Regions from separate parts of the Homo sapiens genome. Here region 1 is linked to region 2. Evidence: chromatin contacts called from ENCODE Hi-C or POLR2A ChIA-PET data. All regions are on one chromosome and are shown on one strand. The core of a region is the stretch at or near the end of the contact, and the rest is flanking DNA. Distances in the headings are between cores, read along the strand shown. Region 1 overlaps RAPGEF1 (Rap guanine nucleotide exchange factor 1). Region 2 has its middle 23 kb from the start of FAM78A.

Evidence for each region. A loop is a pair of places that touch in the nucleus more often than their neighbours do. ChIA-PET counts read pairs that join two places held with the same protein, here RNA polymerase II (POLR2A). Pooled maps may share reads with other maps.
Region 1: a pooled map shows a loop between it and region 2 (3-fold over the local background). The contact joins two enhancer-like sites. A Hi-C loop is called at or near these places in 1 of 37 single-sample maps with no recorded cell type and 5 of 50 pooled maps. POLR2A ChIA-PET finds 5 or more read pairs at or near these places in 1 of 52 experiments (activated B cell).

What each region holds. Positions count from the first base shown.
Region 1 is chr9:131,652,024-131,658,006 of GRCh38, forward strand. All of the region lies in intron 1 of RAPGEF1 (Rap guanine nucleotide exchange factor 1), which reads right to left. Among named protein-coding and RNA genes, the nearest start is that of RAPGEF1, 85 kb to the right of the region's middle. RefSeq lists enhancers at 3,260-3,760, 4,928-5,007. Within about 2 kb of position 4,593, at least 29 of the 41 ENCODE cell types and tissues checked have a DNase peak (open chromatin) inside an H3K27ac peak, as active enhancers do.
Region 2 is chr9:131,250,998-131,256,491 of GRCh38, forward strand. No RefSeq gene overlaps it. Among named protein-coding and RNA genes, the nearest start is that of FAM78A, 23 kb to the right of the region's middle. RefSeq lists a silencer at 1,617-1,933 and enhancers at 1,640-1,689, 2,885-3,386, 4,943-5,092, 5,473-5,494. Within about 2 kb of position 1,759, at least 19 of the 41 ENCODE cell types and tissues checked have a DNase peak (open chromatin) inside an H3K27ac peak, as active enhancers do.

The sequences.
Region 1 (5,983 bases), core at 3,343-5,842, 400 kb after region 2:
GAAAGGCACTATCACGAATGGAGGCTGCAGGCCTAGAAGTTGCTCTGAGTAAATCAGGGAGTAAATGTGAAGGTCTAGGACACTCCTGTACACCAGGGTAAACTTTATAACCATGGCACATTTAACCTTCACTAAATTTATTTTTAAAATATTCTTTCTTCAGTAAGTTAACCTTAGCTTACTGTAACTTTTTTACTTTATAAACTTTTAATTTAAAAAAAACATTTTTATTCTTTTGTTTTTTTGAGACAGGGTCTCACTCTTTTGCTAAGACTAGAGTGCAGTGGTGTGATCACAGCTCACCACAGCCTGGAATTCCTGGGCTCAGACATCTTCCTGCCTCAGCCTCTCGAGTGGCTAGGACTATAGGCAAGTGCTACAATGTCTGGCTCAGTTTTAAACTTTTTGTAGCGATGAGGTCTCACTATGTTGCCCAGGTGGGCAAAAATATTTTCTTTCTTTATATCCTTATTCTTTAAGCTTTTTTCTATTTAAAAAATTATTATTTTTTTTTCACTTTTAAAACTTTTCATTAAAGACAAAGACAGACACACATTAATCAGCCTAGGTCTACGGGGGCAGGATCATCAGTATCACCATCTTCCACCTCCCCATCTTGTCCCACTGGAAGGTCTTCAGAGTAATAAAATGCAAGAAGCTGTCATCTCCTATGATAACAATGCCTTCTTTTATAACACCTCCTGAAGGATCTGCCTGAGGCTGTTTTACAGTTAACTTTTTTGTTTTTAGTAAGCAGAAGCATACTCTCAAATAATGATAAAAAGTAGAGTAAATCCATAAACCAGTAACATAGTCATTTATTATCAAGTACTACGTACTGTACATAACCATATGTGCTATATATTTACACCAGCATCACCACAAACAGGTGAGTAATGCATTGCGCTGGATGTAATGATGGCTACATCAGGCGAGGCGACAGGAATTTTTCAGCTTTATGATTATCTTATGGGACCATAAGATTATAATGTGGTCTGCCCTACATATGTTATAATGTGGTCTGTCACTAACTGAAATGTCGTTATGCAGAGCATGACTCTATTTAAAAATCATATGCAGCCATCCCTTAGCATCCTCAGGGGCTTGGTTCCAGGATCCTCTGCGGGGATCAAAATCCACGATGCTCAAGTCCCTTATATAAAACAGTGGAATATTTGTGTATGACACACATCCTCCACATGCTTCAAATCATCTATAGGTTACTTACGATACCAAATACAATGTAAATGTTATGTAAATAGTTATACTTTATTTTAAAATCTGCATTATTACACTGTTATTTTTATTGTTTTTCCCTGTATATTTCTGACCATGACTGAATCAGCAGAGGCTGCAGAACCCACGGATATGGAGGGTCAGCTATACCTGATAAGGGACTTGTATACAGAAAACATTACAAAATTCTTACAGCTCTAGAATAAAAGGCATGTAACCCAATGTAAAATGGGCAAAGAGTCTGAGCAGACATTCTCCAAAGAAGATACACAAATTGGCAATAAGCACATGGAAAGACGGTCAACATAATTAGCCATTAAGGAAATGTAACGCTTCACGCACACTAGGTCTAATAAAAAAGGCAGTACCAAGTGTTGGTGAGGACTGGAGAAACTGAACGCCCTACACATTGCTGGTAGGAATGTAACATGGTTTCTCTGCTTTGGAAAATGTCGGGCAGTTTCTCACAAGATCACAGAGTTGACATGTGACCCAGAAATTCCACTCCTGGGCAGATTTGCAAGAGAAATGAAAGCCTAAATCCATGAGACTTGTACAGGTAAGTCAAAGGAAAGTTCACAGCAACATTATTCATAATAGCCAAAGGTGGGAAAAACTCAAATGTCCATGTTTGTGAATGACTAAATAAAATGTATTATATCCATACAATGGAATATTATTTGGCAATAAAAATAAATTAAGTACGGATCAGCTACAACACAGTTGAACCTTGAAAACATTATTTAAGCTAAAGCAGCCAGCCACAGAAGACCATATATTGTATGATTCCATTCATTTGAAATGTCCAGAATAGGCAAATCCATAGAGACAGAAAGTAGATTGGTGGTTGCCTAAGACTGGACGGGGCAGAGATGGAGAGGGGCTGCTATAATCAGTATGGAGTTTTTTCTCCTGGTGTACAAAAGTATTCTAAAATTAGAATATGGTGATGGTTGTATAGCCCAGTGAATTACTAGAAAAAAAAAAGAACTGTACCCTTTTTGAATGAATTGTATGATATGTGAATTATATATCAATAAAGCTATTTTTTTAAAAAAGCCCACTGGCAGTCTTCCTTCATCTCAGCATTATTACAACCAGTTCCAGTGTCTGAAAACATCTTATTAATCGATTTATTTAAACCTGTCTCCTCACAAGAATGCAAGTATGGCTGGGCGCAGTGGTTCATGCCTGTAATTCCAGCACTTTGGGAGGCTGGGGCGGGAGGATCACTTGAGCCCAGGAGTTGGAGCCTAGGCAACAGAGTGAGACTTTGTCTCTACCTACAAAATATTAGCTGGGCATGGTGGTGCAGACCTGTAGTCCCAGCTACTCAGGAGGCTGAGGTGGGAGGACTGCTTGAGCCCAGGAGTTAGAGGCTACAGTGAGCACTGCGCTCCAGCCTGGGCAACAGAGCGAGACCCTGTCTCAAAAAAATAAAGGCTTGGGGGACAAGTTCCCTGAGGACTGTACCTGTCTTGTTCATGCCTGTTTTCCCAGTGCTGACATGGCAGTTGGCCCATAGAAGATAATCAGTAAACATATATTCAACAAATGAAGAAACCAACCAACAACAAAAATATCCCAGGAAGAAGACTGCTTCTTTTAGTAACAGCAGAAATACTTGAAATTGGCTGAAAATTAAGCAACAAAACACTGTCCTACGCAATGGAAAAATAAATACCTGTAGTTTTAAAAATAAAAAGCACTCCCTCTGTCAAGTTTTTCCAGCAATTTAGTACAACAAAACAAACCAGAAAACCAAACAAAACAACCCTCCAAATAAATAGCACGGCACCTTGCACTACATGGCTCTCACTCTGTCTACTATTGCTGCACGTGACTTAACAAGGCCAAAGTTCAGTTCCCTTGCTAAAGACCTTCCAGGTGGCCAGGCAGGATCAGATAAACTACCTGCCCTTTGCAAATTACCTAGGCACCCACTGCGCTCTGGACCAAAGAGAAAAGCCAGGGCCTGACCCGCATTCACATGTGGTCAAACCAAACAGCTTCACAGCTGTGTGATGGCCAGAGCTGCAGAAAGCCCTTCTTAGTCCCCAGATGGGGACACAAGTCAACAGGAAGCTGCTGCACCTGGCTAGCTCACCTGGAACAGCTCAACAGGGTCAGGAGGCTCTCAACACCAGCCCTCATATGTCAGCAGTCATCCCTCGCATTCAAATGAACTGGGATGGTGTGACTTCTCCCGCTCCCCTCTGTCCTGCCTCTTCTCTCTCTTCACCCAAGCAGGGTGGATCCCATTTACAGTTTATACTTCCTTCTTTATACTTCAACATGGATGTGAACAGTCTAATCCTTCATGTGATGCTTAAGAGGGTGTGCACTGTTAGCCAGGCCTGGTGGTACATGCCTATAGTCCCAGCTACTCGGGAGGCTGAGGCAGGAGAATGGCGTGAATCCAGGAGGCAGAGCATGCAGTGCAAGATTGCACCACTGCACTCCAGCCTGGGCGACTGCCACCACGCCTGGCTAATTTTTTTGTATTTTTAGTAGAGACGGGGTGTCACCGTGTTAGCCAGGATGGTCTCGATCTCCTGACCTCGTGATCCACCTGCCTTGGCCTCCCAAAGTGCTGAGATTACAGGTGTGAGCCACCGCGCCCGGCCAAAAAATTTTCTAAAAGGGGGGTGTGCACTGGAGTCAGAATGTTTGCATTCAAATACTTAGATATCATCTCTCTAAATCTTTCCCTTATTTTGTCTGGAAAATGAGTGAGATAACATTATATTTCTTGAGATGGCTGATGTGATGTAGATTAAATGAGATATTTACTGTGGATAATACAATAAGGTATTTCACAAAATGCCTGGCACACGGCACCCGCTCAACACAAGGAGCTTGGATGCATAGCAAGGTCGATAGATACCGAATTCTTATTTCCCAGCTGCTTCCAGATCTTCATCCAGTTATTCTGCAACACTGAACATTTAACTCACTATTCTAAGTAAATGAGACCTTATAAATGCCCACTCTTCTCTTCCTTTGGCACTGAACCAGAAGTCTCAATCTGGCTTTTAGCCTATTAGTCTATTTCCCTCTTTGGTTTAACCTGCCTCCCTGCATACGGATCCTATTGCTGTCCCTACTCCATGTCTTCTGATGGCAGCCCCACAGTGTCCCTAAAAGACACAGCCTCTTCCCTCACCAGGCAGGTTCCCAAGTCAGATGGGCTGTCAGAGCAGTTTCCTAATCCATGTGACTTGTATCCTGTTGAGTAGGACTGAAGCAGGGAAAGCAGACACAAATGGGGAAGTCTGGGCAGGATGCGTGGGTTCTCTGGTGCTCAAAGATCTTCAGGCTGGGTGAGCCAACTTCCGCTTTCTCCACTGTCTACTGCCCTGAGTTGCTGTTCAGGCAGGCATGGGGCTGAGGAGCTGGCAAGATTCACAACTGCGCCGTCATGACCACGGCGGAACTGGGGTAGACAAGTGAGGTGTAGAGGTCGATCACCAAAAAACCCTCTCAGGTTCATGCAAGGGCAGGGACCAACTAAGGGCACTTCTGCCTATGAGCTGTTGATGGAACTCAAGAGGTTTATTATTGCACTCACAATTCTTGTCTGCCTTGGGCAAGGCTGGGAAAACATGTCAGCACCTAAAGACAGTGCAATGCCTACCAATAAATCTCCCTCCTCAGGGTATCCACCTCAGCACAGCCAGCTCTAGCACAAGAAGCCATAAATCAGGCAGAGAGAAGAGATTCTTTCAAATGACAACCAACCTTCTCAACGCTGGAAATCGAGGACAGCACTAACTAGGACAGTATGTTTGTCACATCCTTCTTGAAACCTTGGGTTAGCAGCACAGGCTTCAGGTGATTCTCAAGGTCATTCACACTATGCCTTTGAGTGCTGAGGAGGTACTATAATGCTTTGCGATAGCAGGGTGGGGAGGAAACGACAGGTGCCCTCACATGAACACTGCTGTTAGGGCAATCTCGCCAACGGCTCCAGACAGGCAGGCAGACAGACAGACAGACAGACAGATGCACTCTCCCTGCCCCTTTCTCATGCACGTCAATCATCTGGGATGGAGGGCGACGTGAAGGGAGTGTTCCCACATGACTGCTGCGTCGCAGGCAGTGCCACCAACTGCTCTCTTGCTATTCCCCTGCTTTTCACACTTAGGAAGTTACACTGTAGAATTTGTATATGCGTCTCTTTAGTAATTTTCTAGAATTGAAGTTAAAACAAAAAATTTAAAGATTTCATACAAATATATATATGTACAAGTTATAGAGAATGAATCAAATCCAGGCACCCACCATCTGGCCTAGCAAACAGAACCTTCTGCAGCGATGGAGGCGGCCGGTACCTGAACTGTCTAACACGACAGGCACTAGTGGCTACTGAGGCCTGATTGTGGCTGCTGTGGCTGAGGCACTGAACTGTGAGTTAACTGTGTAAACAGCCCCTGGGGCTGGTGACTGGCACACTGGATGGTGCAGCTCGAGAAGCGGATGGATTCCACTGGTGCTGCCATGTGCTCCTCTACAGCCACATCTCTTCCCTACAGGCAGCCCGACTCTGACTTTCAGACTTATCATCCCTTACTTTTCAGGATAGTTTATATCGACATATACAGTTTAACTTATAAGTTTGTGAACGTTACCTAAGTGATGGCATATTGTAAAGATTCTCACGCTCTTGTTTTTTACTCAATAGCAGGCCTGACACTCAGGCATGCTGGGGTGTATCAGTGATTTCGTTTTCAATGCTGAGAAATTC
Region 2 (5,494 bases), core at 509-3,008:
TGCCTGGGCTGGAGTGCAATGGCGAAATCTCGGCTCACTGCAACCTCCGCCTCCCGGGTTCCAGCAATTCTCCTACTTCAGCCTCCTGAGTAGCTGAGATTACAGGAGCCTGCCACCACCCTGGCTAATTTTTGTATTTTTAGTAGAGATGGGGTTTCACCATGTTGGCCAGGCTGGTCTCGAACTCCTCACTTCAGGTGATCCACCCGCCGCGGCCTTTCAAAGTGCTGGGATTATAGGCGTGAGCCACCGCACCCGGCCGCACCTATGCTTTTGATGATGAGTCCAATGACAGTGATTGCGGTTAACACGGATCAAACCTTAGGCACTGGCTGCCCACCTCGGTCAGGCTGCAACCAGGAAGGAGGCAGCCCACCCTCCAAGGGACACGTGGTCCACATGAGCAGCTCGGCCAGGGGCCTTTCTTCCACCCACCTCATCTATCTGCCTCATTTATACCAAGTGGGCCCGGGACAGATGCCGGCCACGGCGCTGCACAGCCTCAAAGCATGTCCAGCAAGATGGCCTGTGGGGTGGGGGACCTCACCCCTTGTATTGTTTTGTCCTCTCAAAGTCTCAGCTAAAATTGGGGCAGCAAATAAAAGCTTTTTGGGCGGTGGGGGGTGGGGCAGGGATCGGGTCTCGCTGTGTGACCCAGGCTGGAGTGCAGTGGTGCAATCACAGCTCACTGCAGCCTTGAACTCCTGGGCTCAAGCAATCCTCCTGACTCAGCCTCCGGAGGAGCTGGGATTACAGGCATGCCCCATCACGCTGGGCTAATTTTTTCTATTTTTTGTAGAGATCAGGGTCTTACTATGTTGCCCAGGCTGGTCTCCACTCCTGGGCTCAAGTAATCCTCCTGCCTTGGCCTCCCAAAGTGGTGGGATTACAGGCATGAGCCGTGGCGCCCAGTCAAGAAAACCATTTTATCATCCTGTTACAACAAGGTCAATAATAGGTGTTAGCTATTGGCGGTTCTGTGCTGAGGGCCTTGCCTGATGACCCCCCGGAACCCTCCTCCCTGTGAGGAAAGCGTAACCCTGTCTTGCAGATGAGGAAACCGAGGCTCAGTGGTGCCGCCGAATCACTCGGATTTGCTAAGCGCTTACTCTGGGCTGGGCACTTGTCCAGAAGCTCAGGACCATCGGCTTCACGTGCCTCCGCAATCTCGTGAGGTGAGGAACCACCTCCGTCCCCACTCCATGTCCTAGGAAACCGAGACCTGAGAGGAGGGGGACTTGCTCAAGGTCACAGCCGTAGAGGCACCGCCCGCCCAGGAGGGCTCACATGACCCTCTCCGGCCTCCAGGCCCAGCTGCAAGAGGAAGCACCGTCCTGGGGAGCCCGGAGACCCAGGCCCCCCTCACAGGCGAGGGGCTGGCACGCGGCCTCTGGAGGAACTTCTGGCCTTCACCGTCTCCGCCTGGTCACTCGTCAATGGCCGGCTGCCTTCTGGAAAGCTGCTGCTGCGCGACAGTGACCCTGGGTGGAGTGAGGCATCCACGGGTGCTCGCTCCCAGAGATGGAGGCCGGAGCCCTGAGCAGAGGCGCCGGCTGTGCCCCGGTCCTCTGTGGCCCCCAGGGCTGCAGAGCTGGGCAGGTCGATTCCCTTGTCACTCCTAAAAGAACATTTGAAGCCCCCAGCAGGCTGGTGTGGGCACCCCAGTTCCTCAGCTACTCTGGGCTCTCCTTCCCCAGAGGCTGTGGGACCTGCCTTCCGGCCTCCGTCACATGACCGCACAGCGAGGAGGCGCTTCTGTGAACCAGGAGGTGGCCCTCACCACGCAGAAACTGTGGGCGCCTTCATCTTGGACTTCCAGCCTCCAGAACTGTGAAGGATTGGTTTCTGTGGTTGACGAGGCATCCGGTCTATGGTTACTTTATTCTAGAGCCCAACTGGGCCAAGGTGATTGTACGTATCTGTGAATATACTAAAACCATAGAACCGTACACTTTCTATTTGCTTTTATTTTGTGAGACAGGGACTCACTGTCGCCCAGCTGGAGTGCGGTGGCACGATCAGGGCTCGCTGCAGCCTCGACCTCCCACCTCATTCTCCTGAGTAGCTGGGATGACGAGAATGTGCCACCGCGCCCAGCTAATTTTTGTTGTTGTTGTTAGCTTTTTGAGATGGAGTCTCACTCTGTCACCCAGGCTGGAGTGCAGTGGCACAATCTCGGCTCACTGCAACCTCTGCCTCCCGGGTTCAAGCAATTCTCTGACTCAGCCTCCCGAGTAGCTGGGGTTACAGGCGCCCGCCATCACACTCAGCTAATTTTTGTATTTTTAGTAGAGACAGGGTTTCTCCCTCTTGGCCAAGCTGGTCTTGAACTCCTGACCTTGTGATCCACCTGCCTCAGCCTCCCAGAGTGCTGGGATTACAGGCATGAGCCACTGAGTCTGGCCTATGCCTGGCTAATTTTTAAGTTTTTTTGTAGAGATGGGGTCTCACTATGTTGCCCAGGCTGGTCTCAAACTCCTGAGCCCAAGATCCTCCCACTTCGGTCTCCCAGAGTGCTGGGATTACAGGCAGGAGCCACTGCACCGGCCAGAACCGTACACTTTTTTTTTTTTTTTTAAATGGAGTCTTTGTCACCCAGGCTGGAGTGCAGTGGTGCAATCTCACTGTAACCTCTACCTCTCAGGTTCAAGTGATTCACCTGCCTCAGCCTCCTGAGTAACTGGGATTACAGGCGTGTGCCACCATGCCCTGCTAATTTTTGTATTTTTTTCAGTAGAGACAGGAGTTCGCCATGTTGACCAGGCTGGTCTTGAACTCCTGACTTCAGGTGATCTGCCCGCCTTGGCCTCCCAAAGTGCTGGGATTACAGGCAGGAGCCACCACACCCAGCCAGAACCGTACTTTAAATAGGTGAGTTGTGTGGTATGTGAACTGTATCCCAATAAAGCTGAGGTAAAGCATTTTAATACGTTTGTGTGACTGTCTGACCAGCATTCAGTCTGCATTTGTCATGGATGCTGAGAATCCCACATCACTAAGCCAGGCCCCTGTGGTCTAGATGTTGCAGAAGAATTGAGCCGTATTTAGAGAGAAGAGTCCCTGGTCTCTGAGCTAAGCCCTGGTGCTCAGTGTGATTATTCTGGGGGCTCCATTTGCATGTTTAACACGGAGCACAACTGCTATGCCTTTGCTGGGCCCCGGACCGGGGAGGACAGGGTAAGTGTGCGTGTCTCTGGCCTGACGATTAGGAAACTCAGGCATGTGAGGTTGAGCGACAAGCCTGGCCTCACTCAGCAAGGCAAGTGGCAGCCAGGAATAGTGCAGGGCTCCCAGCTGTGTCTGGCCCGCCGTAAACACCCACCCTTCTTCTGTCTGATTGAAAAGGGAACATGAAATAAGAACCAGGGCTCAGGCTGATACAGGAACTAATCCTGCCTCTGCATTCCAAGTCGTGCCGTCTGGGCCTGAAGGGAGCTGGGCTGGCCTTCGCCAGTTCCCATGTTGATTTCGGGTTCACCTCCCTGCACACAGGCACAGAGATGGAGTTCATTCACTCCGACGTGTTCGCTTGCATTTAGTAGTTTCCATCGGCCGGGCGCAGTGGCTCAAGCCTGTAATCCCAGCACTTTGGGAGGCCGAGGCGGGCAGATCACTGAGGTCAGGAGTTCGAGACCAGCCTGGCCAACGTGGTGAAACCCCATCTCTACTAAAAATATAAAAATTAGCCGGGCGTGGCGTGGAGCGCCTGTAATCCCAGCTAGTCAGGAGGCTGAGGCAGAATTGCTTGAACCCGGGAGGCAGAAGTTGCAGTGAGCTGAGATTGCACCATTCCACTCCAGCCTAGGGGACAAGAGTGAAACTCCGTCTCAAAAAAAAAAAGTTTCCATCGTCCAGGGTCAACAGGGCTGCTAAGGACTCGGACTCAGCGTCATGCCGAGGAACCTTAGCAACAGGACAGCTGAGGGCAGTCTGGTAGAACTGGGGTACCAGAAGGCTGGGGTGTCATAGAAGGAGCTGAGACAAAGCACGGGGTCAAAGGCCGGGTGTTTGAAACCAGCCTAGCTCTGCATCTTCCCAGAAAAGTGACCTTTGGCAAGCCCCTTGGTCCCTTCTGTGGGGCAGCGTCCTCACTGATTGAAGGGGAAGAGCATACTTGAAGGGTCAGCAGTGGCAGGAAGGGGCCTGGACAGCACCGGAGTGGCTGGTTGTGCCCTGTGATCCTGATGGGCAATTTTTGGACTGTCACACAGTAAAATATTTGCTTTCATCCTATGCCCAGACCCCAACCAGGTGGGAAGCCATTTCTGTGGGGGCGCCCAAGCAGGATAGAGGATGACCAAGAGAACCACCAAGCCAGAGGCGACAGAAGATCACCTGGGCTGTTAGAAACCTCCGAGGGCCTGCAAGCGCCACAGGCCATCACACTTTTTTTTTTTTTTTTTTAGATGGAGCCTCACTCTGTCACCCAGGCTCTGGAGTGTAGTGGTACAGTCTCGGCTCACTCCAACGTCTGCCTCCTGGGTTCAAGCGATTCTCCTGCCTCAGCCTCCTGAGTAGTTAGGATTATAGGCACCCGCCACCATGCCTGGCTAATTTTTGTATTTTTAGTAGAGACAGGGTTTCACCATGTCGGTCAGGCTGGTCTTGAACTCCTGACCTCGTGATCCACCCACCTTGGCCTCCCAAAGTTCTGGGATTACAGGCGTGAGCCACCGCACCCCGCCAGGCCATCAGCTTTTTTGTTTCCTGATGAAACTGTCTTCTTTTGGGCTCCAAGAGGGGCTTTCCTGTTTGGCCTCATGGCCCAGACTACAGCAAGTCTCTGTCCCATTTAAAACAGCCCCAGAGCAGAAGAGGCTCTCCTGAGAAGTGACTTTGAAAGTGGGAGGTGGAGATGTTATGGGGTCGCTGTGCAGCTGCTTCTCCCAGACCCTGGATGTCTCAGGCAGGTGAGCCTGGCCTGGCCCAGACAGCCGGCTCTCCCAGGCCCAGATCCTGGAGAGGAACCCGTGACAGCTGGGCAGAATCTACTGTCTGTGCCTCTTCTCCCAGTCTGGACTTCTAAATTTCACCTGCTGTCAGCTGGAGAGGCTGGAGGGCTTCCACTCTGTGACTAAATGCCACTTGGAATCCACTTTACTCACAACTCCCTCCTTGTACATTTCCCTCTCGAAACTGTTACCCACAGATTCAGCTGCGTCTCCCCATCTCCCGTCTCACTGCGCCTCTGCATGAAGGCTTTGCTCTCCTGAGCTTCTGAAACCCTGCTATCAGGTTAGGCCTGCATCCCATTCTCTGTACACACACACACACACACACACACACACACACACACACACACACACACACACACACACACACACCATAGTCTCTCATGGGCAGAGCTCAGGAGCCGACTCCACACCGAGAAGCCAAACCACGACAGTGAACTGCACCACCCAGGAGCCATCTGCGTGGAGCTCGGCCAGCAATGCCTGTTATGCAATTTCCTGCTTTGGTGTCTCAGCCCCAGGAGGCAGGATGTGAGCGCCGT